Regions from separate parts of the Homo sapiens genome. Here region 1 is linked to region 2. Evidence: chromatin loops called from intact Hi-C (ENCODE). Cell type or tissue: tibial artery. All regions are shown on one strand. Each heading gives the region's core, and the rest is flanking DNA. Links, peaks and the distances in the headings are about the cores only. Region 1 has its middle 26 kb from the start of FZD2. Region 2 has its middle 13 kb from the start of LINC01180.

Region 1 (16,160 bases), core at 4,629-12,628, 53 kb before region 2:
TTCTTTTTTTTTTTTTTTTTTTTTTTTTTTTTTTTTTTGAGATGGAGTCTTGCTCTGTCACCCAGGCAGGAGTGCAGTGGTATGATCTTGGCTCACTGCAACCTCTGTCTCCCAGGTTCAAGAGATTCTCCTGCCTCGGCTTCCCGAGTAGCTGGGACTACAGGTGTGTACCACCACACCCAGCTAATTTTTGTATTTTTAGCAGAGACAGGGTTTCACCATGTTGGCCAGGCTGGTCTTGAACTCCTGACTTCAAATGATCCGCCTGCCTTGCAAGTGTTAGGATTACAGGCGTGAGCCACTGCGCCCGGCCCATTTGCTCTTTCTTAGTTCCAGTAAATCACCAAATCCTACTGATGTTTCCTTTAAAAATGTCTCTTAAAATACACCCCATTCTTTTATTTCTAGTGCTCCTACACTGGTTTAGGATCTCAGAGATTCTAGCCAGCACTCGTCTTAGTTCTGCCTTCAGCCTTCTCTGCTTCAATCCATGCCACACACAGCTGCCACATAATCTTGCCAAAACACCACTTTAAACATGCTACCTCACTTGCCAAAAAAAAAAAAAAAATACACCCATGACTTCTGTCATGTGGGAAATTATCTTGCTGCAATAGTAGCCTCCAAGTTCATGACCACAGAGCTATCTCTGAGGTCACACAACAGAAAGGCTCCTAGACAAAGCTAAAATGCTCGAATCACATGGTTTATTAAATCAACTTAAAACACAGAGCAAGATGCAAGGGAAAAGGGATGGGGCTATTTAACCAAGTTAGGGTAGGGTGCAAGCTAGGTGGAAGGACCATACTACCTGAATCTAGGGTGCACAGGTTCATCTGTTTTGTATCTTTTTCTATTGCATCTCCTTCCCTGATGAGGATGTTACAAGGGCCAGCGTTGACATTTAAGCAGGGGTACCCACAGATAGATGTCCTGGTCCAATGACACACTTGCTTTTTCAGACAGAGGAAGTCAAGTTTGCAGGGGCGTAGCTGTAGCTTGCTAATTAGTTTGATGAGCAGCCACGATTATATTTGTATATCTTGAGCAGAGGGCACATGGGCCAGAATAAATGTCACCAATAGATTGAATTAAAACCTCGTGTGGGAGGAGGGAGAGCATCAGGAAGAATAGCTCAGGGATGCTGTGCTTAATACCTAGGTGAAGGGATGATCTGCACAGCAAACCACCATGGCACACGTTTACCTATGTAACAAACCTGCACATCCTGCATACATACCCCTAAACTCAGAAGTTGGAAATTAAAAAAAAAAAAAAAACCTCATGAGAGGGGCCAGGCGCTGTGGCTCACACCTGTAATTCCAGCACTTTGGGAGGCCAAGGCAGGCAGATTGCTTTGAGTTCACGAGACCAGCATGGACAACACAGCAAAACCCCATCTCTACTAAAAATACAAAAAAAATTTAGCCAAGAGTGATGGTGCATGCCTGTAATCCTAGTTACTCAGGAGGCTGAGGTGGGAGGATGGCCTGGAAGGCAGAGGTTGCAGTGAGCTGAGATCACACCACTGCACTTCAGCTTGGGAAACAGAGCCAGACCCTGCCTCAAAAAAAAAAAAAAAAAACCTTATGAGAGGTGATGGATATGCTAATTACCCTGATTTGATGGTTACACAATGTGTATATGTATCAAAACATCACACTGTACCCCATAAATATGTACAATTATTATGTGTCAATTAAAATCAAACTTATTTTTTAAAAAACCTCACGGGCCAGGTGCGGTGGCTCATACCTGTAATCCCAGCACTTTGGGAGGCGGAGCAGGCAGATTGCTTGAGCCCAAGAGTTTGAGACCAGCTTGGGCAACATGGCGAAACCCCACCTCTACTAAAAATACAAAAATTAGCTGGGCCTGGTGGCGCGTGCCTGTAGTCACAGCTACTTGGGAGGCTGAAGTGGGAGGATCACTTAAGCCTGGGAGGCAGAGGTTGCAGTGAGTCATGATTGCGCCACTACACTCTAGCCTGAGCGACAGAAAAAGACTGTCTCAAAACAAAAATAAAAACAAAAACAGGCCAGGCATGGTGGCTCATGCCTGTAATCCCAGCACTTTGGGAAGCTGAGGCAGGCGGATCACGAGGTCAGGAGATCGAGACCATTCTGGCTAATACGGCAAAACCCCGTCTCTACTAAAAATACAAAAAAATTAGCTGGGTGTGGTGGCAGTCACCTGTAATCCCAGCTACTCCAGAGGCTGAGGCAGGGGAATCGCTTGAACCTGGTAGGCGGAGGTTGCAGTGAGCCAAAATCGTGCCATTGTGCCACCGTACCCCAGCCTGGGTGACAGTGAAACTCCATCTAAAAAAAAAAAAACACACACACACACATCCGGGCACGGTGGCTCACACCTGTAATCCCAGCACTTTGGGAGGCCGAGGTGGGTGGATCACCTGAGGTCGGGAGTTCAAGACCAGCCTGACCAAAATGGAGAAACCCCGTCTCTACTAAAAATACAAAATTAGCCAGGGTGGTGGCACATGCCTGTACTCAGGAGGCTGAGGCAGGAGAATCGCTTGAACCCAGGAGGCGGAGGTTGCGGTGAGCCGAGATCGTGCCATTGCACTCCAGCCTGGACAAAAAGAGCGAAACTCCATCTCAAAAAAAACAAAACAAAATCTCATGAATATTGAGTGCTCATACATATTTGGTGTCTCCTGAATATTAGTGCCTTTGGTGTATTTAGTGCTTTGTATGTCTTACGCATGTTTAGGATATTAGGAATCTTTAGTACCTTTTGTGCATTTAGTATAGCATGGCTGTTTAGTACCCAGGTGCCTCATGAATGTTAGGCATCTCTTGGTCCTTTCTATGTTTAACACACAGATGCTCTACTTGCTAACTATTTAACACACCGTTCTGCCTATGTCTAAAAAACATTTTGTTGAAACATCTTAAAATGTTTCACCCATGTTTTCCAAACTACACACTTATCTTTTCTAGCAGGGTTGAGTATTCTCAGGGTAAATTTACATTACAGTCTTCTCTTTGCCACATGAACTAAGCCCCTGATCTACTCCCTCCTGCCTCAAATTGCTTCCTCCTTCAATCTTTTCAATCTCAGAAGTGGCATTTCCTGATCTCAGAGTCAGCGTTGTCTTCAAACACTCTTAACTCTCCTCATACCCAATTCAGCCACATCTCACACTTCTATTCCTAAAATAGACTTTCATGTACTTCTGTCTGTCTCCACTGCCACCCCAGTCCAAGCCACCACCAATCTTCTGAGATAACTGGAATTTGGTTCTCTCTCTGCTCTTGGCCACTTCAATCCTGTTCCACACAACAGCCCAGAATGCTCTTTCCCCAACATCAGTTGGATCCCCTGCTTTAACTGTTCGGTAGTTTCCCATTGTATTTAGGATCAAATCCAAAGTTCTTAATTTTGGTGTATGAGAGTCTGAATGGCAGACTGTGTTACCTCTCTAGCCCCATCTCAGCACCAGATGGAGTTTCACCATGTTGGCCAGGATAGTCTTGATCTCCTAACCTCAGGTGATCCACCCACTTCGGCCTCCCAAAGTGCTGGGATTACAGATGTGAGCCACCGCACCCAGCCTCAGCACCTGTCTTGCTTTAGTAATACTTCACAGGATCTTTAGTTTCTTCCTTATGGCTTTCGCAAATCCAGTTTTGTTTTGTACCCCCCCCCCTTTTTTTTTTTGAGATGGAGTCTCGCTCTGTCGCCCAGGCTGGAGAGCAGTGGTGCCATCTCAGCTCACTGCAAGCACTGCCTGCTGGGTTCAAGTGATTCTTGTGCCTCAGCCTCCCGAGTAGCTGAGATTACAGTCATGCGCTACCACGCCCGGCTAATTTTTGTATTTTTAGTAGAAACGGGGTTTCACCATGTTGGCCAGGCTGGTCTTGAACTCTTGGCCTCAGGTGATCTGGCCACCTCAGCTTCCCAAAGTGCTGGGATTACAGGTGTGAGCCACCGTGCCCAGCCTTGTTTTGCTTTATTTTTAAGAGACAGAGTCTTTCCCGGTCACCCAGGCTGGAGTGTAGTAGTGAGCTCATAGTTCAGTGTAACCTTGAACGCCTCAGCCACCTGAGTAGCTAGGACTACAGGTGCTCGCCACCACACTAGCTATTTATTTATTTTTAGAGATGGGGTCTTGCTGTGTTGCCCAGTCTGGCCTCAAATTCCTGGCCTCAAGGAATTGTCTTGCCTCAGTCTCCCAAACTTTTAGTGAGTTATTTAGCCTCTCTGATTCTCAACATTTCTCACTTATGAAATGGGGATAGAGATAAGTGTCTCACAAGTTGCTGTGAGGATCCAGTAGGAATAGGTCCTGGAAAGCCCCTGGCAGGTAACTGACCAAAGCGTTCAGTAAACCCTTGTTCCTGCTCACTGCTTTCAGGGCCAGCACATTTCCTCTACTCCTCTGCCTGCCCTGCACCTCATTCTTCTCAACCTCAGTAGGTCCCTCAAGGTCATGTCTTCAGGGAGCCCCGGAGCCCCCTTCAGCCCAGCCCCTGATGAATGCCCACGCCTCAAACTCTTTAGCTTCTCATTTCCAGTTTGTGGAATGTACTATGGTAACTGTTTTCTGTTTGTTTAAATCTTTCATGCGTCTGTCCTGTTTCTTTAACTAGATCCCAAACACCTTTGGCAAGAGGCTTCCCATCTCACAGCTTCTCGTATTCCTCCTAGTACCTGGCTCAGTGCCCTACGTAGAGATATTCAACTTAGATGCATCTAATGTGTGTGAGTGCCAACGGGATGCCAGGCACTGTGCTTGGCCTCCATGTTAATTATCACCTAACTTCATTTTTTATGATAATCCTGCCAGGTAAGTATTGCTATGCCTGTTGTGAAAACGGAGCTTCAGCGATTTAGTCATTTGCTTAAGGGCACCCAGTTAACAAACAGTAGCCTTTTAACTCTCTGGTTTATAGCCTGGTACATAGTAGATACTCAATAAATACTTGTTAGTGCTCTTTCCATTATACCATGTTGCCTTTTTGGGGGAATAGTTATTCATAGGGCAGATGAATAATTTTCATCGTGTTCTCAATTCTTACCCACCTCTGCACCCCCCACAAGAGCTTAGCTGAAAATCTCCTATCCTTGATTCTGTACCCTAAAGTTCTTCCAGGGTCCTGCAACCCTAATTCTCATTTCCTGTTATTCTAATTCAGTTTCCTATTAGTGCCACATCTGTTTGCTAAGTTCTCATAGAGCCTGAAGCAGGATACCCATCTGTCTCCCCACAAACCCCGTCCTCTCTTTCTTCCAAAGCTTCTCTTCCTCATGGTCCCCCTTCCTCTGTTCTCCATCTATCCCTGCTTTAATTCAAGTTGTTAATTCAGGTTGTGCCCTGTTGGAGGAATCTCCATAGCATTATCTGCTTCTGCTGCTTATGATGATGATGATGATGATGATGATGATGATGAGAGGGAGTCTTGCTCTGTCGCCCAGGCTGGAATGCAGTGGTGCGATCACAGCTCACTGCATCCTCAAACTCCTGGGCTCAAGCGATCCTCCTGCCTCAGCCTCCCAAGTAGCTGGGACTACAGACAGTCATGTGCCACCAAGCCAGGGTAATTTTTTACTTTTTGTAGAGATGGGGTCTCTCCATGTTGCCTAGGATGGACTCGAACTCCTGAGCTCAATTAAGAAATAACACCCCTACCTGGGAATGCCCTCTAAACTACAGCACTTAAGTCTAGGAGGTGCCTAGAGTTCTTTGGGGTGGGCGTTTGGGCAAGTTATGTCCCCTCTCCTGGCCTGAATTTCCTCACATGTAAAATGGTACTGCTTGTTAACACCTATCAAGTCCCTATGTAAGGTACGTAAGGTACATTAGCATTGCATGTATGATGAAAAGTCAGTCATAGCAGATGCTTACACAGCATCTACTGTGTGCCACACACGATGCCAAGTGCTTTATATATATTTATTCACTTAATCCTCACAACAACCCTATGAAAATGTTATTATTAACCCTATTTCACAGGTGAAAAACAGAGGTCTCCAAATTAAGTAATTCACCCTGGATCACCCCTGACGGCAGTGAAGCTGGGTTTCAAATTCTGGCAGTTCTGGGCTCCAGAGTCCCTGTCTTAACCACTGCCCTATACTTCCTCTTATTACCTCATAAAATGAGGGGGGCTAGTTAAAAATAATCCCCTAGCATTTTTATAGCACTTTTCTAATTCTAAAGCACTGTTCACATTCTGTGCCCTATTTGATCTTCACAACAACCCTAAGGGAAGGCATTATTAGCCCAATTTATGGGGCAAGAACTGAGACTTATTAGAAGGGTCATGTGTCCAAGGGCTCACAGCTGACAAAGACAGATTCAGTACTCAAATCCAGGACCATCCGTTCCCACTGCCCCTTCTGCTATGCCTGGGATCTCAGACGCCAAACAATACTTTCTGTCCTTTCATTTTTCTTTTCCTTTTTTGAGACAGTGTCTCACTCAGTCGCTCAGGCTGGAGTGCAGTGTCGATCATAGCTAACTGCAGCCTCGAACTCCTGGGCTCAAGCAGTCCTTCTGCCTCTATCCTCCAAAGCGCTGGGACTACAGGTGCACACCAGGGCACCCAGCTCATCCTGTCCTTTCCAAGGCTCTTGCAGCTCCAGCATCATACACTGTTTTTTTCTCTCTGCGTTTCTTTAAAGAGGATGCAGTGTTCCCTGAAAGAATCCACCACCCTGGCCAGGCGCGGTGGCTCACGCCTGTAATCCCAGCACTTTGGGAGGCCGAGGTGGGCGGATCACCTGAGGTCAGAAGTTCAAGACCAGCCTGAGCAACATGGAGAAACCCCGTCTCTACTGAAAATACAAAATTAGCCGGGCATGGTGGCTCATATCTGTAATTCCAGCTACTCGGGAGACTGAGGCAGGAGAATCACTTGAACCCAGGTGGCCAAGTTTGCAGTGAGCCGAGATCAAGCCATTGCACTCCAGCTTGGGCAACAAGAGTGAAATTCTGTCTTAAAAAAAAATCCCCCACCCTGTCACCTCCCCCCGAGCCCTGCACAGCGCATGCTCACAAACAGCAGCAGGGGGTGCTGTAGATGAACACACAGGCACTGCCAGGCGGGCACCCTGTTGGAGGAATCTCCATGGCACTTGCTGCTGCTGATTATTATTATTATTATTAGACAGGGTCTCGCTACGTCGCCCAGGCTGGAATGCAGTGGTGCGATCACAGCTCGCTGCATCCTCAAACTCCTCGGCTCAGGTGATCCTCCCACCTCAGCCTCCCAAGTAGCTGAGACTACAGACAGGTATGTGCCACCATGCTGGGCTAATTTTTTACTTTTTGTAGAGGTGGGGTCTCGCCAGGTTGCCCAGGATGGGCTCAAACTCCTGAGCTCAAGCAATCTGCCTGCCTCAGCCTCCCAAAGTGCTGAGATTACAGGTGTGAGCCACTGCAGATGTTTTTTTAGCAAGTACCGCTTGTACGTAGTATAAAATTTAAAAGGTACAAATGAATATGCAATGTACCTGCCTCCCAGCTGTGCAGTTCCCCTTCCTGGAGCAAGCTGAGGAAGTTTTGTAGTGTTTCATTCTAGAGACAGTTTATGCTTATATAAGCAAGTATATATTGTTTTCCACGTCAATGTTAGCATACAAACATGCACATATTATTTTTTATGCCTCACACAAATGATATCGTACTATACACACTATTCTTCCCCTAGCTTTTTCAAAGTAATTTATCTTGCAGATTAATCCATATCATAATTCATAATATTTAATTGAATAGGTTAACTATAATCAATTTTACCAGCCCTCTATTTTCTAATCCTGTACAGTTACAAGCAAAGCTGCAATAAATACATTTCTCCCTAAATCGCTTTGCACGTGTGCATTTCTGCAGGATAGATCCCCAGAAGTGAACCTGCTTACCTGAAATGGCATGCATTTGTAATGTTGATCAATACTGCTAAATCACCTTGCACAGAAGCTACCCATTTACAGCTGCAATCGGGGGGCACACAAGTCTGTTTCCTACACCCTCACCAACTCAGAATTTTATCAAGCTTTCTGATCTTTGCCTATCCTATAGGTAAAAGATGGTTTCTCACTGCAGTTGTTTTTTGTTTGTTTGTTTGTTTGTTTTCTGAGACAGAGTCTTGCTCTGTCGCCCAGGCTGGAGTGCAGTGGCGCGATGTTGGCTCACTGCAAGCTCCGCCTCCCGGGTTCATGCCATTCTCCTGCCTTAGCCTCCTGGTAGCTGGGACTACAGGCACCCACCACCACGCCTGGCTAATTTTTTTGGTATTTTTAGTAGAGACGGGGTTTCACAGTGTTAGCCAGGATGGTCTCGATCTCCTGACCTCATGATCCGCCCGCCTCAGCCTCCCAAAGTGCTGGGATTACAGGCGTGAGCCACTGCACCCAGCCCTCACTGCAGATTTGATTGCATTTCTCTTATAATAAGTGCTTCCTGATTTCTGAGATTCATTAATACAATGCATAAATAATTAGCAGGTACCTCCAGGCACTGTGTTGGGGTAAACTCCTCCATCTGTCCCTGGTCCAACTCACTGTGTCATTTCCTGCCTGCCCTGTACTGTCTTGCCTTGTTGCATCCGTTAGGAAGCCATTTTCATGGCTTGGCCATCCTCAGCAAGTCAAGGAGGGGTGACCTCACTTGACCTCTTGTAGAGGGTTAGGAGTGAGGAGAATGTGTTTTTTTTTGTTTTTTGTTTTTGTCTGTTTGTTCTTGTTTTTACCTTTTCTTTGTTTCTCAATAATAATTTCTGCAACCCAATTAAGCAAAGCTGAGGGATGGGGCACAGGTTTTTTTTGTTTGTTTGTTTGTTTGTTTTTCTAGAGACAGGGTCTCACTCTCTCACCTAGGTTGGAATGCAGTGCCACAATCATAGCTCATGCAACCTCGACCTCCTGGGCTCAAGCCATCCTCCTACCTTGGCCTCCCAAGGTGTTGGGATTATGGGTGTGAGCCACTGCACCTGGCCCAGGCACATTTGTCTTGTGGTCAGAGTTACCCCTGAGTCCAAGGGCTTCCCAGAGTCACTCAGTCCAGTGGGCCACTCAGTGCTTCGGTCTTCTCATCCTAACCCCTCTGTGGTGTCAGGATGGTGGACAAAGAGCAGGTAGCTGGACACTTGGCTGTGTTCAGCGGATGTTGTTTGCTTCATGACTGGCAGGTTGAAACTTCCTCAGATTAGGTGCCAGCTAAACATAAAATGTGTTTGCTAGCAGCGCTTTTAGATTAAAGTAAGACCAAGAAAAAGCTAGGGTTCCTGTTCCCTTCTGTGTGGGAAACCTTTGCAGGTTTCTTTGCAGTGCAGAGCACTTCACCTTGACAGGAGGGAGTCCTGGCCCACCAGGCAGAGTAACTGCTTGCTCACCTGCCTGCTTCATAAACCTGTGATCAACCTGAGGCTCACACCTTATTGAGGCCTCCTCAGAATAAGGGCAGAATCAACACCTGGGAACTTTGAATGACTCTCTTCCCGGTTCCAGTTCCCAAGAACGGCAACCTGAAGGAGCCCACATCTTTCTTTGGCAGCTTAACTAATGTAATGAGACCTGCAGTTCATCCACAGCCTGAAATTTTCCTCCTAAAGCGCGCTTTTAATCCAGTCACTTGTAGAGGTTCCCCGTGGCCTACTAAATGAAGTGCAAATTCCTTAGCTTGGAATTTAAGGGCCTCCGTGATATGGCTCTGGTCTACATTCCCAGTCCCTTTTTCCACTACCTCACGCTCCAGACTGACTCAGTGTTTCCCCGTGTGCCCACGTTCCCACCCTGCGCCTTCGCCCCAGTCGTCCTTTCTCTGCCCAGAACATGTACCCCTGCTCCTCTGCCATGGCGGATGCCCTCCTCTCTCTCTCTTTTCCCAGCCATGCTTTGTTTAGAAAGTAAGAATAATGAGGTTTTTCTTTTTAAGAAAAATATAGGCCGGGCATGGTGGCTCACGCCTATAATCCCAGCACTGTGGGAGGCTGAGGCAGATGGATCACTTTGAGGTCAGGAGTTCAAGACCAGCCTGGCCAACATGGTGAAACCCTGTCTCTACTAAAAATACAAAAATTAGCCGGGCATGGTGGTGGAAGCCTATAATCCCAGCTACTCAGGAGGCTGAGGCAGGAGAATCGCTTGAACCCAGGAGGCGGAGGTTATAGTCAGCCGAGATTTCCCCACTGCACTTCAGCCTGGGAGACAGAGCAAGACTCTGTCTAAAAAATAAAAATTATATATATATATATATATATATATATATATATATATATATAAATTTCCCATATCCTTCAGGGTCTTTCTCAAAGGTAACTGGCCCACAGCTGCCTGCTCATCCCACGTCTCAGGGGATGATCTTTCCTGGCCTGGCTCCCACTCAGGCTTCGTTTCTCCACCTCTCATGTCTCAAGTCCCCTCTATCTTGCATCCTCGTTCCTGCCCCACCCCAGTGAGCGCTGGAGAGCCAAACAGGTGTCTGTCATCTATGCACTGTCTACCGCTGATCAGTATCAGCCAATCGTCTGATCTGAGTCACTCTGAAATTGGAGACTCCTCCCCTGCTGCCACCTCCTCTTTCTGCTTTGAGTATGAGAAATGGGAAGAGTTTGGAACCTGTCACTGCAACCGCTGCTGCCACCCCTTCAAGTCCTTCCCTATGAGGGCTCTCCTTTTAACTCACAGCCTCCCCTCTAAAGTCAGGAGATGAGGTCAGCCCTGAACCCCACCCTATGTCCCATCCCCCAGCCGACACAAACACCACAGAGATCAATGGGGACCTGTGTTCTAGGCTTGGGATGAAACTGTCCCGTTTGCTCTTTTCCTGAGGTAGGTACCATGGTTACGTGTCTGGCCGGAACATTTGTTCACTTTGAGTTCTTGGAATGAATGCGCCAGAAAAGGGAGAAATCAAAAGCCATCTCTTCTGTGGCCCTGGTCTCTTGCGTGTGCAGATAGGCATGGTCACCTCTCTGCTAATGACCTGTGTGGTATTAGGTGGTGATGTATGCACTGGCGAGGCTGGAGGAAGACAACCTGGCCCTTCTCCAGGGCTTGCTTCTGGCACCTTCTGCAGAGCAAAGAGTGGGACCTTGGAGTTAGAATACCTGAGTCCTAGTTCTTACTCCACCATTCGTTCCATAGCAGATGCCCTTGACCAAGGTCCTTAATCCCCCTCAGCCTAAAAATAGAAAATAGTTATATTTTCTTTACCTTCTACATGGGCTTTTCTGAGCATCAAAAGAGAAAATGTATGTGAGAGTGTTGTGCAAATTATTATTATTATTTTTAGACAGAGCCTTGCTCTGTCTCCCAGGCTGGAGTGCAGCAGCACTATCTTGGTTACTGCAACCTCCGCCTCCTGGGTTCAAGCGATTCTCCTGCCTCAGCCTCCGAAGTAGCTGGGGCTACTGGCACGCACCACCCCGCCTGGCTAACTTTTTTGTATTTTTACTAGAGAGGGGGTTTTACCATGTTGGCCAGGCTGGTCTCAAACTCCTGACCTCAGGTGATCCTCCTGCCTCGGCCTCCCAAAGTGCTGGGATTACAGGCATGAGCCACCCTGCCTGGCCACAAATTATATATATATATTTGAGACGAAGTCTCGCTCTGTCGCCAGGCTGGAGTGCAGTGCTGCGATCTCGGCTCACTGCAACCTCCGCCTCCCGGGTTCACGCCATTCTCCTGCCTCGACTTCCCAAGTAGCTGGGACTACAGACGCACACCACCATGCCCAGCTAATTTTTGTATTTTTAGTAGAGACCGCGTTTCATCACGTTGGCCAGGACGATCTTGATCTCTTGACCTCGTGATCTGCTCACCTCGGCCTCCCAAAGTGCTGAGATTACAGGTGTGAGCCACTGTGCCCGGCCTTTAGCCTCTTGTGTTGAATGCCATACCAATCCAGCCTTCTTTGCCACACAGACCTCCTTGGTTCCTTTTCCTTTGGTGTCTTCCTGCCCTGATTCTTTTTTTTTTTTTTTTTTTTTTTTGAGACAGAGTCTCACTCTGTCGCCAGGCTGGAGTGTAGTTGTCCAATCTCGGCTTACTGCAACCTCCACCTCCCTGGTTCAAGCGATTCTCCTGCCTCAGCCTCCTGAGTAGCTGGAACTACAGGCGCCTGCCACCACACCCAGCTAATTTTTGTATTTTTAGTAGAGGTGGGGTTTCACCATGTTAGCCAGGATGGTCTCGATCTCTTGACCTCGTGTTCCGCCCACCTCAGCCTCCCAAAGTGCTGGGATTACAGGCGTGAGCCACTGCACCCAGCCCTGATTCTTAACTCCCTAAGAGTTCTGGGCTTAAAAGTTGCCCCATATTTCCAGCATTTTGCACCTCTGACCCATCGCTTTAGCTGGGTTCCCCATGAGATTGCCTATGCTGAAAAAAATAACTGGATCTGGGGCCGGTGGGGAGTGCACAGAAAGGCACCAGTGTGACCTCCACATTTGTGAGATTGAGGACACCCAATGAGAATCCAGGCTGAGAGAGGCCATGGGCATGACCAGCCAGGGAGCTGCAGCACTTGACAGATAACATTGTTAGACTGTGACTCACTCTCTGCAGTCTGGAAAGCTCAACCTCTCTGCTTGGCCTTCCCAGGAGGGCCACTCAGATCATGCAACCCTCTGAGCTCCAGGTTGGGCAGGCAGAGCGGGGGCCTCTTAATTCCAGAGCTGGACTGTTTCCTCCCCTTCACCCCACATGGAAAATCCCACATGTTAAAAGGTTATGTGTTGGGAGCCTGCAGGGAGAAAAAAACTTGCCCCGTTTGTGCTTTCCAAGAGAGAAGCAGGAGCCATCGGAGCTCCTGACCCTGTCCAGGACCCTGTCCTCTGCTGACCCACGGTGGGGACCCAAACCCAAGCTCTGGGGTTATTTTCTTCCTTTGCTGAAGGCTGTTCCTCGACCTTGAGGCACTCACATCACTCTCTCCTCATTCCCCTCTCCTCCTTCCCTCTCAGGTTTCTCTCCATCATTCTACTGTTTTTATTTTATTTTATTATATATTATTTATTTATTGAGACAGAGTCTCACTCTGTCTGGAGTACAATGGTGCAATCTTGGCTCACTTCAACCTTTGCCTCTCGGGTTCAAGCAGTTCTCCTGCCTCAGCCTCCCAAGTAGCTGGGATTACAGGTATCTGCCATCAAGCCTGGCTGATTTTTTGTATTTTTAGTAGAGACCGGGTTTTGCCAATGTTGGCCAGGCTAGTCACAAACTCCTGACCTCAGGCTAGTCACGAACACCTGCCTCGGCCTCTCAAAGTGCTGAGATTACAGGCGTGAGCCGCCGCGCCCAGACTTTATTTTTATTCATATTTTGAGACACGGTCTTGCCCTATTGCCCAGGCTGGAGTGGAGTGGTGTGAAGACAGCTCACTGTAGCCTTGACCTCCTAGGCTCAAGCGATCTTCCCACCTCAGCCTCTCAAGTAGCTAGAACCACAGGTACACGCCACGATGCCTAGCTAATTATTTTTTCAATTTTGTAGAGATGGGGTCTCGCCATGTTGCCCAGGCTGGTCTTGAACTCCTGGGTTCAAGCAATCCTCCCACCTCGGCCTCCCAAAATACTGGGATTACAGGCATCAGCCACGGCACCCAGCATTCTCCTGTTTCCCATCAACCATATCAGCCCATCAAATCTTTCACAATACAAGAAGGGTGGGTGGGGAGGGGGAAGAGTTTTCCTTTTCCGTCTTACTCCTTTTTCTTCTTTGGATTCCCTATATTTTGGGTGTCGGTAGAAGTCTGAAATGCAAATAAGAATGTCCCACTCTGAAGGCACAGGGAGGGGCTGCTGAATTATTACCCTCTAAATTCTAGCACGTTAGACAGTTCTGGTCTCCTTGCATTCTTGGAGGATGCAAGGACCTGACTGTAATGTGCGGGGGAGACAGTTTGGTCTCTGGGAACCCCCAGTCTGGTGGAGGAACTTAGACTAAAGCAATGGAAGACTGACAGAGCAATATGGTCACAATTGCAAATCCTTCAAAATGCCGGTGCTACAGAGAATAATCAGCATTGTGGCATGACTGTCCAGAAGCAAGTTTTGAACCATTCTGAATAACGGAAGTCCCAGGATCCTTTATTTAAAAAAAAAAAAGTGTAGAGACAGGGTCTTGTTATGTTGTCCAGGCTGGCCTTGAACTGCTGGTCTCAAGCAATTCTTCTGCCTTAGCCTCTCAAGGTGCTGGGATTACAGGCATGAGCCCCTGCACCTGGCCACTCACCCAGGTTTCTTGAAGCAGTATTTTCTCTTCTTTGGGATTAGCCAAGGGCATCTGGAGAAGCAATGAGAACTACCTCCTTTGAGGGGAGAGCGGCCACTTGCACACAGGCTGGGACACCATCTCATAGCTAATAATGACGTTGGTGTGGTCATTTTTCCCAGCTACACAAGCACAAGTCACTTACCACTCACAACCACCCTGTAGGGCGGGTGGCTATGATCACCCCCATTTTCTAAGTGAGGTTCTAAGAAATGAAATCACTGGCAGCTGGCTCACTGATTTGGGGCCAAGCCCAGGTCTTCTGAACGTAAGTCTAGTGGTTATTCTGCTATGCTGCTTGGTCACTTATGAGGCTGGTGTCTAGAGTCATTACTGAGTCTCCAAGTCCCCACTGTCTGCCCCATCCTTGACCCACACAAGTGCCCTGTTCAGTGTTCTGAGGGAAGGCGGAAAGACTCATGCTCAGGACTCAGGCTTCCCAGGCTCCTCATGCTGTTCCTAGGCTTGGTTTGACACCTCTCTTCCCCTATCCTGCCTACCCCTCCCACCCACACCCTCCTAGCCCCAGCTGACTTAGAGGCAGGGAGAGGGAGGCAAGGCCAGAAGGCTTTTGTTTTTCTACGATGGAGAGATGACTGAAATCCCGCCATCTCCCGCAGAAGACAGAGGCAGCTCTGGATTTCCTGTTGCTCTCAACACGGGCCAGATAATTGGAGACAGATTTTGGACTTGGGTTGGGAGGTGAAGTTTGAAATACAGTCGTCAGGCCTCCTGTAAGTTCGTGTGTGTGAGTGCACACTGCTTGGTTGGGGTTTTTTATTAGCTATATGTGTATCTGTGTGTGTGTGCAGATACTTGTATTGGAAATAGTGTATTGTGTCTAGTGTGTGCATGTGTGTTTGTGTGTATTGTATCTAGTGTGTTCATGTGTGTATTGTGTCTAGTGTGTGCATGTGCGTTTGTATGTATTGTGTCTAGTGTGTTCATGTGTGTTTGTGTATTGTGTCTAGTGTGTGCATGTGTGTGTATTGTGTCTAGTGTGTGCATGTGTGTTTGTATGTATTGTGTCTAGTGTGTTCATGTGTGTTTGTGTATTGTGTCTAGTGTGTGCATGTGTTTGTATATGTTGTGTCTAGTGTGTTCATGTGTGTTTGTGTATTGTCTAGTGTGTGCATGTGTGTGTGTACTGTGTCTAGTGTGTTCATGTGTGTTTGTGTATTGTCTAGTGTGTGCATGTGTGTTTGTGTATACCGTGTCTAGTGTGTGCATGTGTGTATGTATTATGTCTAGTGTGTGCATGTGTGTTTGTATTATGTCTAGTGTGTGCATGTGTGTTTGTATGTATTATGTCTAGTGTGTGCATGTGTGTTTGTATGGTGTCTAGTGTGTGCATGTGTGTTTGTATTGTGTCTAGTGTGTTCATGTGTGTTTGTATTGTGTCTAGTGTGCATGTGTGTTTGTGTGTATTGTGTCTAGTGTGTTCATGTGTGTTTGTGTATTGTGTCTAGTGTGTGCATGTGTTTGTGTGTATTGTGTCTAGTGTGTTCACGTGTTTGTATTGTCTAGTGTGTGTGTATTGTGTCTAGTGTGTTCATGTGTGTTTGTGTATTGTCTAGTGTGTGCATGTGTGTGTATTGTGTCTAGTGTGCATGTGTGTGTATTGTGTCTAGTGTGTTCATGTGTGTTTGTATGTATTGTGTCTAGTGTGTGCATGTGTTTGTGTATTGTGTCTAGTGTGTGCATGTGTGTTTGTGTGTATTGTGTCTAGTGTGTGCATGTGTTTGTGTGTATTGTGTCTAGTGTGTTCACATGTGTTTGTATTGTGTCTAGTGTGTGTATTGTGTCTAGTGTTCATGTGTGTTTGTATTGTGTCTAGTGTGTTCATGTGTGTTTGTGTATTGTGTCTAGTGTGTGCATGTGTGTTTGTGTGTATCGTGTCTACTGTGTGCATGTGTTTG
Region 2 (16,160 bases), core at 3,729-11,728:
GGGCCACCGAGCGGCCTGATTCCTAGGCGACAACCATTTACCTTCTGGCTGTCCCATATTCTGAGAGCGACTTCCACTCAATAAAACCTTGCACTCATACTCCAAGCCCACATGTGATCCGATTCTGGTACACCAAGGGAAGAACCCCGGGATACAGAAAGCCCTCTGTTCTCGGTCTCTGCGCCAAGGAAGAAGTCTAATTGAGCTGGTAAGACAAGCCACTTATCGACAGCAAAGCTGAAAGAGCACCCTGTAACACGCGCCCACTGGGGCGCCAGGAGCTGTAAGCATTCACTCTTAGACACTGCGGTAGGGCCGGAGCCCCACAGCCTGCCTGTCTGTATGTCTCCCCTAGAAGTTTGAGCAGCGGGGCACTGAAGAAGCGAGCCACACCCCTATCGTATGCCCTGCAAGGGGGACAAGGGAACTCTTCCCATTTCACTAGCACTTTGGGAGGCCATGACAGGAGGATCACTTGAGGTTAGGAGTTAGAGGCCAGCCTGGGCAACATGGTGAAACCCCATCGCTACAAAAAATACAGAAAAAATTAGCCGGCCATGGCACACGTCTGTAGTCTCAGCTACTCAGGAGGCTGAGGTGGGAGAACACCTGAGCTCAGGAAGTCCAGGCTGCAGTGAGCAGTGGTCAGGCCAGTGCATTTCATCCTGGGCAATGGAGTGAGACCCTGTCCAAAAAAAATTTTTTAAAAAAGTTGTTTTGGTAGAGACAGGGCTTTCTCCATGTTGCCCAGGCTGGTCTCAAACTCCTGACCTCAAGCCATCCTCCCCTCTCAGCTTCCCAAAGCACTGGGGTTACAGGCATGAGCCACGGTGCCTAGCTAACAGTTTTCTAATCTTGGAGAAGGAGGAAACTGGACATAATTATTTCTAAGCATCCTTCTAGCATTTAGTTTTCTTGCTCATCGTCCCAGTGCTCCATATCCCCACCACTACCCCACTCCCAAACATACTCATATGTAGCACCAGGGGCTGGGTTCCTGCATGCAAGTCATCTAAAAGTGACGCTATTGACTGAATGACTGTGACCTAGGAGGCTGGGCTGATAAGGATCACCTAACAAAAACCAGTTACTGATGTTAGTGCTTACACTAACATCCCCTTGAAGGAAAAGTCTTAAAGCCATTTTATAAATTGTCAACCTATTTGCCCTAATGTGGTCATTTTCATCACTTATTACCCTCCTCAAAGTCTTTATTATGCAGCTAAATTACAATAATGGTTTAATAGTTTTTGGCAAACTGGAACCATGATGTCACAAAAGCCATACAAGTAGGTAGTAAAGATGTTATAAATTCCTCCCCCTTTTTTAAAGCAGATAAGAAAAAAAAATTTTTTTTGAGACAGGGTCTTGTTATGTTGCCCAGGCTGGAGTGCAGTGGTGCGATCTCAGCTCACTGCAACCTCTGCCCCCCAGGCTCAAGCCATCCTCCCACCTCAGCCTCCTGAGTGAGTAGCTGGGACTGCAGGTGCACACCACCACACCCCGTTAATTTTTGTATTTTTTGTAAAGAAGGGGGCTCGCCATGTTGCCTAGGCTGGTCTCAAACTCCTGAGCTCAAGCAATCTGACCACTTCATCCCCACAAAGTGCTGAATTACAAGCGTGAGCCACCACGCCCTACAAGGGCCAAATGTCCAGTGGCAAGGCCATAAGAGCTGCTAAGTGACATTGCTTCATCATGAACTCATGCCCTCTAATTCCACATCCAGGGCCTCTGTCCTCTGAGAACACACATCCAGGACCATACCATCCCAGAGGTGACCTGTCTTTGCAGCTGTGAAGGGGAGCTAGAGCTGGGTGTGCCCAACTGATTAGGATTTGCTGAAACAATCCAACCCTTCTTCCATACTTAAAATCCCATCTGGTCTTCGTCCCATATATTTTCCTTTCCGTTTTAAAATGTGAGTCTCTTCTGAGGGAAAGCCAATCCATGTGTTTCTGATTCATTTAAACTTAATTTCTCCAAATAGCACTCTCTAACATCCCTGAATTTCATACATTTTTAGAAGACAGGAAATAGGAAGAGGCCAAGTATGGGCAGATTGGGAAGAGATGGAGCTCCCAGGCACTCACTGGGATTCTCTTCCTTAGGAAAATAATGTCTCCCATCCTTACAGTGGAGGCTGAGCCTGGATTCAATTCCATATTCTTGCTCCAGCTCTAGCTAAGGTGACAGTTATAACACGTGGGCCAGACAGTATGGGACTCCATCCGGCACACTTTTTTTTTTTTTTTTTTTTTTTTTTGGTGACGGGGTCTCCTCTGTTGCCTAGGCCAGACTGCAGTGGGGCAATCCCAGCTCACTGCAGCCTCGACTTCCCTGGCTCAAGTAACTGGGCTTAAGTGATCCTCCCACCTCAGCCTCTCGAGTAGCTAGGACCACAGATGCATGCCTAACGCCCAGCTAATTTTTTGTTATTTTTTGTAGAGACAGGGTCTCCCTATGTTGCCCAAGCTGGTCTTGAACTCCTGGACTCAAGGGATGCTCCCTACGTGGCCTCTCAAAGTGCTGGGATTACAGGCATGAGCCACCGTGCCAGCCCAACGTGGTTTACTATCTAGAACATAGTAAAGCGAGGAATTAACTTGATCCTTGATAGCTTGGCCAGGGCAGGAAGTAAGGTCACCTGTGAGAGAAGCAATGATTCTGTGGTGCTTCTTGAGTATCTCCATCATATACCTCAGCAGGAGGGCTTGGATGCTCCCTCTAGGCAAACATGACTATGACAATGAAGTAAAAACAAACCTGGATAACATGATGGGTGGGCTTTGATGGAGAAAGTATATGGAGGCAATATAGCATGTTAGAAAGTGCTGTGTAGTCAGACAAAACTGGGTTCAAAGCTTGGCTCTGACAATTAAGCCCAGGGACTTTAGGCAAGTCACTTAACCTCTGTGAATATCATCAGTAAGCTTCCGCTGCATGAGATTGTTATAAGAATTAAATAAAACCATTTGTAGGGTATGACAATTAATAGGCACTTAAATAAATGGCAACCAGTAGTGTCATATTATCTGAAAGTAAGATACAGTGTGTTGAAATTTCTTAATTCAACTCCCACTTAAATCATGCCCCAGACAGTCTCCTGACACGCTGATGAGGGTCTAATATGGAAATTTTGAAAGAAATCAATCAACAATAATTTGATGGGCATGTGATGGTACAAAGCCAGTGCCAGATGCTATGGATGGGTGGGCAGGGGAAAAGAAAAAAAAGTAGAGGGTTTGCAAGATTGTTCAAGGCTAGACACAGTGTCTCACACCTGTAATCCCAGCACTTTGGGAGGCTGAGGCAGAAGGATTGCTTGAGTCCAGGAGTTTGAGACCAGCCTGGGCAACATAGTGAGACCTCATCTCTACTAAAAATAAAAATAAAAAATTAGCTAGGCATGGTGGCATGCACCTGTAGTCCCAGCTGCTTGGGAGGTTAAGGCAGGAGGATTGATTGAGCCCGGGAGGTGGAGGCTGCAGTGAGCCTCGATTGCACCATTGCACTCCAGCCTGGGTGACAGAGAGATACCCTGTCTCAAAAACAAACAAAAAACATTAACAACAACAAAAACAAGGTTGTTCAAGAGACAACAGAAGTCATAGACACTTGAGAAGAATCACAAAGCAATTTAGCAGCAAATTTTCAGAATCCAAATTGAGTCTTGGGCTACTGGGGATGTAGAATCATGCTTGGAGGATGCAGACACCCTGCCGGAGGACGATCTAAATCTGGAAAACCTGTATGATTCTGAACTGGGACTTGATTTTTAAGCTTCCTTAATACCTGGTAAACCTGAAGCTTGGGATTTTATAACAAGTTTATTTTTTATGTGTTAAAAATGTGTGGAGAGGGTGAAATGGGAAAAACTGCCTAATGAATATAGAGTTTTGTTTTGGGGCGATGAAATGTTTTGGAACTAGATGGAGGTGATGGTTACATGACATTGTGAATGTGCTAAATATCACTGAATTGTTCACTTTAAAATGGTTAACTTTATGCTACAATTTCACCTCAATTTAAAAATTCATAGAAATTTAGAAATAGGCCAGGTGTGGTGGCTCACACCTGTAATCCCATCACTTTGGGAGGCTGAGGTGGGCGGATCACATGAGGCCAAGAATTTGAGACCAGCCTGGCCAACATGGCGAAACCCTGTCTCTACTAAAAATATAGAAATTAGTTGGGTGTGGTGGCGCATGCCTGTAGTCCCAGCTACTTTGAAGGCTGAGACAGGAGAATAGCTTGAACCCAGGAGGCACAGGTTGCAGTGAGCTGAGATGGCGCCACTACACTCCTGCCTAGGCGACAGAAAGAGACTTGGTCTCAAAAAAAAAGAAGTAAAAATAAAATTTTAAAAAAGCTATTTGGCTTGGCACAGTGGCTTACGCCTGTAATCCCAGCCCTTTGGGAGGCCAAAGTGGGCAGATCACTTGAGGTCAGGAGTTCGAGACCAGCCTGGCCAACATGGCGAAACACTGTCTCTACCAAAAAATAGAAAAGTTAGCTGGGCGTGGTGACGTGCGTCTGTAATCCCCGTTACTCGGGAGGCTGAGGCAGAAGAATCGCTTGAACCTGGGAGATGGAGGTTGCGGTGAGCCGAAATCACGCCACTGCACTCCAGCTTGGGTGACAGAGTGAGAGCCTGTCTCAAACAAACAAACAATTTTTAAAGGAGTACCCCTACCAGATATTAGAAATTTTTTTAACCTATGCAAATTAAAGCAATATGAGATTGGTACAGAAATAGGAAAGGAAAGAATGGAGTCCAGAGGCAGATTTAAATATATATGGGGATTTTTTTGTTTGTTTCTTTTTATTTTTTTTTTATATGGGGATTTAGTATATGCTAACGAAGACCGTTAAAATCAGCAGGGAGGCCAGGCATGGTAATCCCTGCACTTTGGGAGGCTCGGTCGATTGGATTGCTTGAGCCCAGGAGTTTGAGACAAGCCTGGGCAACGTGGTGAGACCCTGTCTCTACAAAAAAATACAAAAACTAGCCAGGTGTGGTAGCATGTGCTTGTGCTCCTAGCTACTCAGGAGGTTGAAGTGGGAGGATGGCTTGAGTCTGGGAGGTGGAGGCTGCAGTGAGCTGAGATCGCGCCATTGCCACTGTACTCCAGCCTGGGCGACAGAGGAAGACTGTCTCAAAAAAGAAAAAAAGCAAAAAGAAAGAAAATGAAAAGAAAATAAGAATGGATAATTTAGAAAGGAATTCTGAGTGGTCAATAGACATATGAAAATATGTTTAACCTCATTAGTAATCCAGAAAAACGATACAAATAAAACTAACAATGATATTGTTTCTATTGCTTTTTTTTTGAGGCAGAGTCTCACTCCATCACCCAGTCGGAGTGCAATGGCGCCATCTCAGCTCACTGCAGCCTCTGCCTCCTGGGTTCAAACAATTCTCCTGCCTCAGCCTCCTGAGTAGCTGGAATTACAGGCATATGCCACCACACCCAGCTAATTTCTGTATTTTTAGTAAAGCAGGGTTTCGCCACATTGGCCAGGCTGGTCTTGAACTCCTGACTCCAGATGATCTGCCTGCCTCAGCCTCCCAAAGTGCTGGGATCACAGGAGTCAGCCACCACACCTGGCCTATGTTTCTATTGCTTAACAGATTGATAAAGAAACAACCCTCTCTGACCTTCTAGTGAAGGTATAAAATTGTATAACTTTCCTAGAGGGCAATTTTGTCTCATGAATCAACATTTTTTTGTTTGTTTTTTGAGACTGAGTCTAGCTTTGTCGCCCAGGCTGGAGTGCAGTGGCGCGATCTTGGCTCACTGCAACCTCTGCCTCCTGGGTTCCAGCAATTCACCCACCTCAGCCTCCCGAGTAGCTGGGACTACAGGTGCTTGCCACCATGTCCAGCTAATTTTTGAATTTTTAGTAGTGACGGGGTTTCACCATGTTGGCCAGGTTGGTCTCGAACTCTTGACCTCAGGTGATCTGCCCGCCTTGGCCTCCCAAAGTGCTGGGATTACAGACATGAGCCACCACACCCAGCCTCATGTATCAACATTTTAAATGAGTTTACCCTTCAACCCAGAAATCCCACTATTACAACTATTATAACTCTATTATAACTTTATCATTCAGAGTTAATAAGACAAGTAAACAAAAATAATAAGTGAAAGCTAAGGAAAAAACCCTGTGTCCCTCAATAGAGGATTGCTCCATATTCTGTGATATGATGTAGTCATTTTAAAAAAAACACCTGGCCCAGCACGGTGGCTCATGCCTGTAATCCCAGTACTTTGGGAGGCAGAGGCAGGAGGCTAACTTGAGCCCAGGAATTCAAGACCAGCCTGGGCAACATAGTGAGGCCTCATTTCTATGAAAAATTTAAAAATTAGCCAAGTGTGATGGTGCATGCCCATAGTCGCAGTGATTTGGGAGACGGAGGTGGGACAATCACTTGAACCCAGGAGCTTGAGGCTAAAGGAAGCTGCAGTGAGCCATGAGTGCGCCACTGTACTCCATCCTGGGTGACAGAATCTCAAAAAAAAAAAAAAGAAGAAGAAAAGGTAAATAATTAATTTAAAAAACCATATACCTCGATATTTGTACCATGATATATTTATTGTTAGTTAAAAAGGTTGCAGAATCATAGTACATTATACTATGACTCTGTTTTTGTTTTAAAAAAATTAAAATTTAAAAATCCGCCAGGCATGGTGGCTCATGCTTGTAATCCCAGCAGTTTGGGAGGCTGAGGGGGGCGGATCATGAGGTCAGGAGATCGAGACCATCCTGGCCAACATGGTGAAACCCCATCTCTACTAAAAATACAAAAATTAGCAGCGTGTGGTGGTGCATGCCTGTAATCCCAGCTACTCAGGAGGCTGAGGCATGAGAATTGCTTGAACCCAGGAGGCAGAAGTGAGCCGAGATCGTGCCACTGCACTCCAGCCTGGTGACAGAACGAAACTGTGTCTCAAAAATAAAAATAAAAATTAAATAAATAAATAAATATCCAACTATATATTACTTTTGTTTGTATCAAAGGTAAAAAAGGTCTGGAGGAATAATTCCAAACTATTAACTGAATACTTCTGGAAGGGGGTGGGGAAGATGGGGGAAGAAACTTAAATTTTACTTTGTACATTTGTGTACTGTCTTAAAATGTTTTACAGCAAGCATGTATTAATTTTACAATCAAATCAATTAAATCTGAAGATTAATGATAAATTACAGAATATTCAAATAAGGAAAGACTTTAAAAGGATTATAAATATCATATATATGTATATTCTAACTTGGAAAGATTTCCATAAAATACTGTCTGGTGAAAATTGGGTACACATTACAATGTCCTCCTCATCTCTTTTATAACATTTTCCAAAGAAACAATGTAATGACCAAAAGCCCCAAAGGGGCGAAATTTTATAATCACCCTAAATACAATAAAACACACACAAAGATGTGTATGAACATTAAAGGGCATGAACTCACCTACATAAATTTTGATTGTAATTTCACAATAGTCAGGATGGAAACTAAAACTAATCTTTGAGCACCATCTCATGGAGATATTTACCACTACCATGTGGTAGTTAAAATTGTGCCCAGTGTTTCTCTGTGTGTGTGTGACTGAAGGCTTTTCTTTAACAGTATGGTGCAATCTCTAGGAGATTTTTTTCTTTTTCTTTAACCCATTGTGTATTACTTAACCTTTCTACAACCAGCAGTGCTTTCTTTGTAAAATGTAAAAACCATACTTAAGAAAGAAGTGGAAATTAAAGTTAAAAAACTATATATATACAGTTTTTATACGTTCATAATTTTATTTATATATATATAATTTTAGTTTTTCAGTACTGCTCCCAGCATGAGAAATTCCTGAAAATGTTTTCTAATAGTGCACTGGTCAAAGTCATGACCCATGCAACTCCCCCACCAAATGTTTGACATTTTCCTAAAGCCAAATTGAAAGCTCAAACAACAAAAATAATAACCAAGATGGCAGGAGGAGTGTGAGCCTGGGAGTACTGAGTAAACAGAAACAGTCAAACTCTCCAGGCGTGGTTTGATCTTAATAGCTAGTGGGCTGACCTGCAAACCACATCACCACAATCCCCTTAACTCCCTTTGGAGATCATTTAGGAGCTCTAACCAATACAGAATATAGCTTTCCACCAGGCTAATCAGATGGGAGTCCTCCTTTCTTTTAAATTAGAACAGTGCAACAACCACACAAATAACCAGACAAAACTGCATCTAACTATAGCTGGATGGGACTGGATGGACCAGTCCCATCCAGCTACCTGTTTATTTGGAGGTTTTATCTGTACAACACCAAAACAGCTCCATAATTGGTGGAATTCACTCGATTGACAAAAATAAATAGGTATGTCAATAAAATATTAACACAACTCATTAAAAAGTAGAAACTACAGGAGGCTGAGGTGAGAGGATCGCTTGAGCCCAGGAATTCGAGGCTACAATGAGCTATGATCGTGACACTGCACTGCAGCCTGTGTGACAGAGTGGTGAGACCTCATCCCTATAAAAAAAAAGTTCACCTTTTTATTTTGATAGAGAAGGGGTCTCACTATGTAAAAGTGAAACATTTTGATACTGGTGTCTTGGCCTACTCTACATAATACCAAATAACTTACTTTGATTTTCAGTTCAAGAGATCATTATTTTTATTTATTTATTTGTTTTGAGACAGGGTCTCACTTTGTCCCCCAGGCTGAAGTGCAGTAGCACCATCTCAGCTTACTGCAGCCTCGACATCCTGGGCTCAAGCAATGCTCCCGCCTCAGCCTCCCAGTAGCTGGGACTGCAGGCGCGGGCCACCACACCCAGCTAATTGTTGTGTCTTTTGTAGAGATAAGGTTTGGCTATGTTGCCCAGGCTGGTCTCGAACTCCTGGACTCAAGCAGTCCATTCAAGAAGCCTCTCAAAGTGCTGGGATTATAGGCATGAGCCACGGCACCTGGCTAAAACAGAACTTCTCAAAGTCCCCTAGCCAGGAACATCAATATCACCTCAGAAACACAAATTCTGGGGCCCCACCCGAGATCTATTGAATTTGAGACTCTGGGATTTGGGCCAATCTGTTTTCTAACAAATGCTCTAGGGTAATGGTCCCCAACCTTTTTGGCACCAGGGACCAGTTTCCTGGAAGACAGTTTTTCCACAGACAGTGAGCAGGGGATGGTTTCGGGATGATACTGTTCACTCCAGATCATCAGGCATTAGATCTCACAAGGAGTGCCAACCTAGATCCCTCGCGTGCACAGTTCACAATAGGATTCGCACTCCTATGAGATTCCAATGCCACCACTGATCTGACAGGAGGCAGAGCTCAGACAGTAATACTGGCTTGCCTGCTGCTCACCTCCTGCTGGGCAGCCCAGTTCCTAACAGGCCATGGACCTCCACCAGACTGGTCCATGGCCCAGGGGTTGGGGACCCCTGCTCTAGGTAATTCTGATGTAGGCTGAAGTGGGAGATCCACTAATTTAGATAAAATTATTCAACTGATGGTTGAAGCTAGCCATGTTGTTAATGACAAAAAAAAATATGATTGCGGCAGATCAAAACAAGGTGATTGGCACAGAACACAATTTTTAAAATGTGTTTGATTTCCAAAATTTTTATGGGTATAGTCACAAACTTATGTCTTATTTCAAAGGTCCCCAGCATTTGTATGTTGAAGAGCCACTTTTATTGTCCTCAAGTCTTCGAATGTGCTAGGTATAAAACCCTAGTTATATATATAAAGAGAGAGGCTGGGCATGATGGCTCACACCTGTAACCCCAGCACTTTGAGAAGCCAAGGCAAGAGGAGTGCTTGAGCCCAGGAGTTTGAGACCAGTCTGGGCAACATGGCAAGACCCTGTCTCTCCAAAATATACAAAAATTAGTTGGGTGTGGTGGCACACACCTGTGGCCCCAGTTACTTGAGAGGTTTAGGTGGGAGGATGGCTTGGGCCCCAGAGGTTGAGGCTGCAGTGAGCTGAGAATGTGCCTGTACTCCAGCCTGGGTGACAGATTGAGACCCTGTCTCAAAACCTCCCACCTCCAAGAAAAATTATTATATAAAAAAAGAGAAAGAGCAAAGGAGAGTGAGAAAAAGCATTAATATATTTTACATTCTCCTTCCTACCAAAGAAATTGGAGGAAACTCGGGACAATTGTTCCTAAATTTATGGGCAAATGCCTAACTTAGTTAGGGAGTCTGACATATATGATGCCAAAATACCTGCATAAAAAAAGAAAATTATTACAAATAAGATATTTGCTGCTTTTTTTTTTTAAGAGACAGGGTCTCACTGTGTCACCCAGGATGGAGTGCAATGTTGTGATAGAGGTGCACTGCAGCCTCAACCTCCAGGCAAGCTCAAGCAATCCTCCCACCTCAGCCTCCAGAATATCTGGGAATACAGACACACGCCACCATGCCCAGCTAAATTTTTGTAGAGATAGGGTCTCACTATGTTGCCCAGGCTGGTCTTGAACTCCTGGGCTCAAGTGATCCTCTTACCTCAGCCTCCCAAAGTGTTGTGATTATAGGCATGAGCTACCTCACTCTGCCTATATAAGCTTTAAAATGTTGGTATCAAAAACTTACATTTTATCTCTTTAAAAAAAACAATTTTACTATATCCCCCTCTGCCCCTTATTTTACGGATTATTTTCAAAAGATGGCAACATTGTTTTGAGTACTAGGAAATTATCTCAATTATAAATGATTATAATGGTGATTACATGAGTAGATTATGAGAAGATTATGAAGCCTTACTACAGACTGAGAATTAAGCACAAAGTAATCATGACTTTATTAGCATCCCTTTCTCCAGGAGGCAACCCTTGCAGGAAACATGAATTCTAGAACCATCCGTGGCACCACTAGCTGTGTGATTTGGACTTCTCTGAGCCTCAGGATTCTCATCTGTACATTTGAGAGTTGGGACAAATGATTCTCAAGGGCCCATCCAGATCTAAAATTTTGTAATTCTATGTTTCCAATAACTTGAATTTTTCTGGCTGGGCACAGTGGCTGATGCCTATAATCCCAGCACTTTGGGAAGCCGAGGCAGGTGGATCACCTGAGGTTAGGAGTTTGAAACCAGCCTGGCCAACATGGCGAAACCCCATCTCTACTAAAAATACAAAGAAAATTAGCCAGGCATGGTGGCAGGTGCCTGTAGTCCCATCTACTTGGGAGGCTGAGGCAGGAGAATGGCTTAAACCTGGGAGGTGGAGGTTGCAGGAGCCGAGATCGTGCCACTGCACTCCAGCCTGGATGACAGAGCAAGACTCCATCTCAAAAAAGAAAAGAAAAAAAAACTTGAATTTTTATATATTCCAATTTTATAAGAAGGAAAAATTACAAATAAACAAAACTTTCAAGAAACAAGTATGCATATATATAAATATATTTATATTTTTATATTTATATATATTTATATATATACAAAAATATATATAAATATATTATATATATATATATATTTTTTTTTTGGATACAGAATTTCATGCTCTTGCCCAGGCTGGAGTCAAGTGGCATGATCTCAGTTCACTGCAGCCTCCATCCCCTGGGTTCAAGCGATTCTTGTGCCTCAGCCTCCCCAGTAGCTGGGATTATAGACATGTGCCACCACACTCAGCTAATTTTTGTATTTTTAGTAGAACTGAGGTTTCACCATGTTGGCCAGGCTGGTCTTGAACTCCCAACCTCAAGTGATCTGCCCGTCTCGGCCTCCCAAAGTGCTGGGATTACAGGTGTGAACCACTGCATCCAGTCTACAATTATATATTGTTCACTTAGCTCAATCTTATCTGTAGCTGCAGTGCCATACAATGATTATGAGTTCAGAATTCTGTTGTGAGGGCCCTGTAACAGACTGAATAAAAAATTTATTATGGTTATGGTAATTCTATTGTGTATTTTAGAATAAATACCTAAATATTTAGATAATATTTAATTATCTAAATATTTGTTAACCATATATAGTATATAACAACTTCCATTAACCAACACATGGAATTAATTGAAATATCTCATTTCTTGCTCATTCTGAATAAGTGGGAGTTCGATAATCTATCTCTCTTCTGAGGAATTCAACAAGTTTTTATTTTTGGTATTTCATTAGCATTACTCAATCTTCGAATGAGAATAATAGAGATTATTGTCTCTAGGCTATCAATGGGGATGCAGAATCAGAACAATTTGAAGTTGGAAGGAACTTTAAAAGTTGACTAATCAGACCCTTTAATTTACAGATGAGAAGAGTGAGACCAAGCCCAGTGCAGTGGCTCATGCCTGTAATCCCAATACATTGGGAGGCTGAAGCAGGAGGATCCCTTGAGCTCAGGAGTTAAGGCTGCAGTGAGCTATAATCATATCACTGTACTCCAGCCTGGGTGACAGAACAAGAACCCTCTCAAATTAAAAAAAAAAAAAAAAGAAAGAAAGAAAGAAAGAAAAGTGAGACCCGGAGAAGGTAAAGGCCAGAAATATGGAGATCATCTGGATAAGAGTAGGAATAAAATACTAGGCTCCCTGATCCCCCAGCTTACTTTCCAACATTATGAGAAGATTATGAGGCCTTACTACAGACTAAGGATTGAAAACAAAGTAATTGTGATCTTATTGACATCTCTTTCTCAGGAGGCAATCCTTTCAGGAAACATAAATTCTAGAATCAGCTAGAAGCCCTCAATAGATTTCCGTCATGGTGCCCAAAATGTAGGATAAGCTAGATAGAGAAATTCAAGTGTTTTTAGGATTTTCCTATGTTATAGGGTTCTTGCCTTTCCCCACCCCTACGCCTAAATTCAACTCTACTATAAAATCTAAAGGCAATTCTCTAAAGGAAAGAGTTCTTAAATGAAGAGAGATATAAGATCCCTCCCTAACTTTGACAGTTTACATTTTAACCATTAATATTCCATCAATAACCAGGATAACATCATTATAATGGTCAGGGAATTTACTTAGAAACTAATATTAGAAAATTAAACAGTCTTGGCCGGGTGTGGTGGCTCACACCTGTAATCCCGGCACTTTGGGAGGCTGAGATCGGTGGGTCACTTGCGTCCAGGAGTTCAAGACCAGCCTGGGCAACATGGTGAAACCCTGTCTCTACATAAAATATAAAAAATTAGCCAGGTGTGGTGGTGCATACTTGTGGTCCCAACTACTCAGGAGGTTGAGGTGGTGGGAGGATCACTTGAGCCCAGGAGGCAAGGGTTGCAGTGAGCCAAGATCATGCCAGTGCACTGTAGCCTGGGTGACAGAGTGAGACCCTGTCTGAAAGAAAGAAGGAAAGGAAGGAAGGAAGGAAAGAAGGAAGGAAGGAAGGGAGGGAAGGAGGGAAGGAGGGGAAAAGAGGGAGAGAGGAAGGAAGGAAAGAAGGAAGGAAGGGAGTGAGTGAGTGAGTTAAACAGCCCTAAATATAATCAGTAGAGCAAGGAAAAAAGGAATGGACATGTGTGTGTGTGTGTGTGTGTGTGTGTGTGTGTGTGTGTGTGTGTGTGTGCGCGCGCACGCTAAGAGAGGGGAATGACAGAGAACTCCAGACTGGTACTAATCTATTAAGAATAAATGTTATTATTGTGGGTGGAAGAAACAGGTTATGGAGGAAAAGCCAGGAAGAGCACTGTTGCCAAGAACCGTTATCAATTAACATTCTGAAACCATAGCCTTACTCCTCTTCCTTAGGAATCCTATAACATGAGAACATAAAGATTCACTAAGCCAACAAGGCTTTGGTTGCACACTGGGATCAAGAAGCTCACTAAAGGATCCAGATGTCTGCTTCATTGGAGTGGAAAAAAATGTCATAGTGAGTTCCACGAAATATCTGGCAGGAACAGACCATGCAGAAGCCAACTACACTGACTGAGAGTGAGCATAAGCGAGAGCAAGAGCGAGAAAGAGAGGGAGAGAGGAAGAGAGAGAAGATTTAATTCAAGAGGCGTTGCTGGCCGGGCATAGTGGCTCACATCTCTGTAATCCCAGCACTTTGGGAGGCCGAGGCAGGCAGATCACTTGAGGCCAGGAGTTTGAGACCAGCCTGGCCAACATAGTGAAACCCCATCTCTACTAAAAACACAAAAGTTAGCCGGGTATGGCAGTGCATGCCTGTAATCCCAGTTACTCAGGAGGCTGAGGCATGAGAATCGCTTGAACCTGGGAGCCAGAGGTTGCAGTGAGCCAAGATCAGGCAACTGCACTCCAGCCTGGGCAACAGTGTGAGACTCTGTATCCAAAAAAAAAAAAAAAAAGGAGGTATCACTGAGCTGTGAAAAGAAACTGGCCAGCCAAATCATAGGCTCCCCTCTCAGTCTGATGTTGTATCAATCCTGGATTTGCTTGTCCTCTGAGAAGGAAGTCCCTACCTTTGGAGAAAGAAGCTATTGAACATCTCTCTGTTCTCTTTTGCTAGATCCACCAGTTCCTGTGCAGCTCTAGGAAGGCAAGAACATTTTTGGCTGACTTCTTTGTAGTCTAAAGAATGCATAGGTCAGCTCTTGTAACCCCAAAATACCACTGAGATTTGGGCAGTGGCATATCAAGGAGTTGGGCCTAAAAGCTAAGCAAAGATTGAGAACAAAAAAATAGGAGTAAGTTAAAAGCAGGGTCCTCTTCCAGGGAATATATGAAAGCTGATGGTCTAGAACGGGGATCAGCACACATTTGCCATAAAGGGCCAGATAGTAAATATTTTAGACTTTCAAGCTGCACATCCTTATCACAGCTACTCAGTTCTGCTACTGTAAAGCAAAAGCAGTCATAGATGATAAACAAATAAATGAGTGTGCCCGTGTTCCAATAAAACTTTACTTATAAACAATGAAACTTGAATTTCATATAATTTTTACATGTCAGAGGACATCATTCTTTTTAAAAATTATTTTCAACCACTTAAAAAATGAAAACCATTCTTAGCTCATGGGCTGCACAAAAACAGGTGGTAGGCCAGATTTGGCCCACAGGCTGTAGTTTGCAGACCCATGGTCTAGAACAACGCTGTCCAATAGAAATATGAGAGCTGTTGGGTACAGTGGTTCACACCTGTAATCCCAGCATTTTGGGAGGCCAAAGTGAGATGATTCCCTGAGCCCTGGAGTTTAAGACCAGCCTGGGTAACATGGCAAGAGATCATCTCTACAAAAAAAAATTAAAAATCAGCTGGGCATGGTGGTGTGCACCTGTAGTCCTAGCTACTGGGGAGAATGAGGCTGGAAGAGGATTGCTTGAGCTCAGGAGTTCAAGCATGTAGTGAGCTATTACATCCACTATTACACTCCAGCCTGGGTAACAGAGTGAGACTCTGTCTCTTAGAAAAGAAAGCCGGGCACAGTGGCTCATGCCTGTAATCCCAGCACTTTGGGAGGCTGAGGCAGGCAGATCATGAGGTCAGGAGATCGAGACCATCCTGGCTAACATGGTGAAACCCCATCTCTACTAAAAATACAAAAAAATTAGGCGGGCGTGGTGGTGGGCACCTGTAGTCCCAGCTACTCGGGAGGCTGAGGCAGGAGAATGGTGTGAAATATAAGAGCTGAAGGCAGGCACAGTGGAACATGCCTGCAGTCCGAGTTACTTGCGAGGCTGAGGTGGGAGGATTTGCTTCAGCCTGGGAGTTAGATGTAGCCTAGGCAACATAGTGAGACCCATCTCTAAAAAAATAAAAAGAAAAAAAGAAAGAAAGAAAAAAGAAAAAAATATAATGAGAGCCATATATGTAATTTAAAATTTTCTAGTAATCTCATGTAAAAACTTTTAAAAGGGTAAAATTAATATTTTATTTAACCCAGTATATGAAAAATATGATTTTAATGCTATCAATATGTAAATTACCAGTGAGATATTTTACTTTCTCTGTTTTCATATTAAGCCTTTGAAATCCAGGATGTATCTTACACTTATAGCCCATCTCGGTTCATTCTAAATATATTATAAGAATTCAATAGTTACAGACTGCTAAAGATCAGTAAAGATGTTGTCCATTTTCCCAGCTGCACCATCTGAGAGTGTTGCATGTTGAAGACATGATCTGTTACAACAAATAAGTCAAGTCACCTGTACTGGAAATCAGTTTGCTGAAATTATTGAATCAAGTTGAAGAAAAGGAGGTTCCAGCCTTGACAAGAGGATTGTGGCCCTTTTTGGAATC

The links. Peaks named below come from ENCODE experiments on the same cell type or tissue, not always from the same donor. Only the 100,000 strongest peaks of a DNase experiment are listed, where the experiment ranks them.
Region 1: it touches region 2 in a loop (10-fold over the local background); 8 of 110 quality-filtered maps call a loop at or near these places.

Annotation. Positions count from the first base shown.
Region 1 is chr17:44,575,014-44,591,173 of GRCh38, forward strand. No RefSeq gene overlaps it. Among named protein-coding and RNA genes, the nearest start is that of FZD2, 26 kb to the left of the region's middle. RefSeq lists an enhancer at 12,280-12,845. In tibial artery, for the core only: no CTCF peak of the experiment used is centred there; a DNase peak (open chromatin) is centred at 12,519; H3K27ac peaks cover 3,740 bases.
Region 2 is chr17:44,629,215-44,645,374 of GRCh38, forward strand. It overlaps the pseudogene SMCO4P1. Among named protein-coding and RNA genes, the nearest start is that of LINC01180, 13 kb to the right of the region's middle. In tibial artery, for the core only: a CTCF peak has its summit at 7,535; no DNase peak of the experiment used is centred there; H3K27me3 peaks cover 237 bases.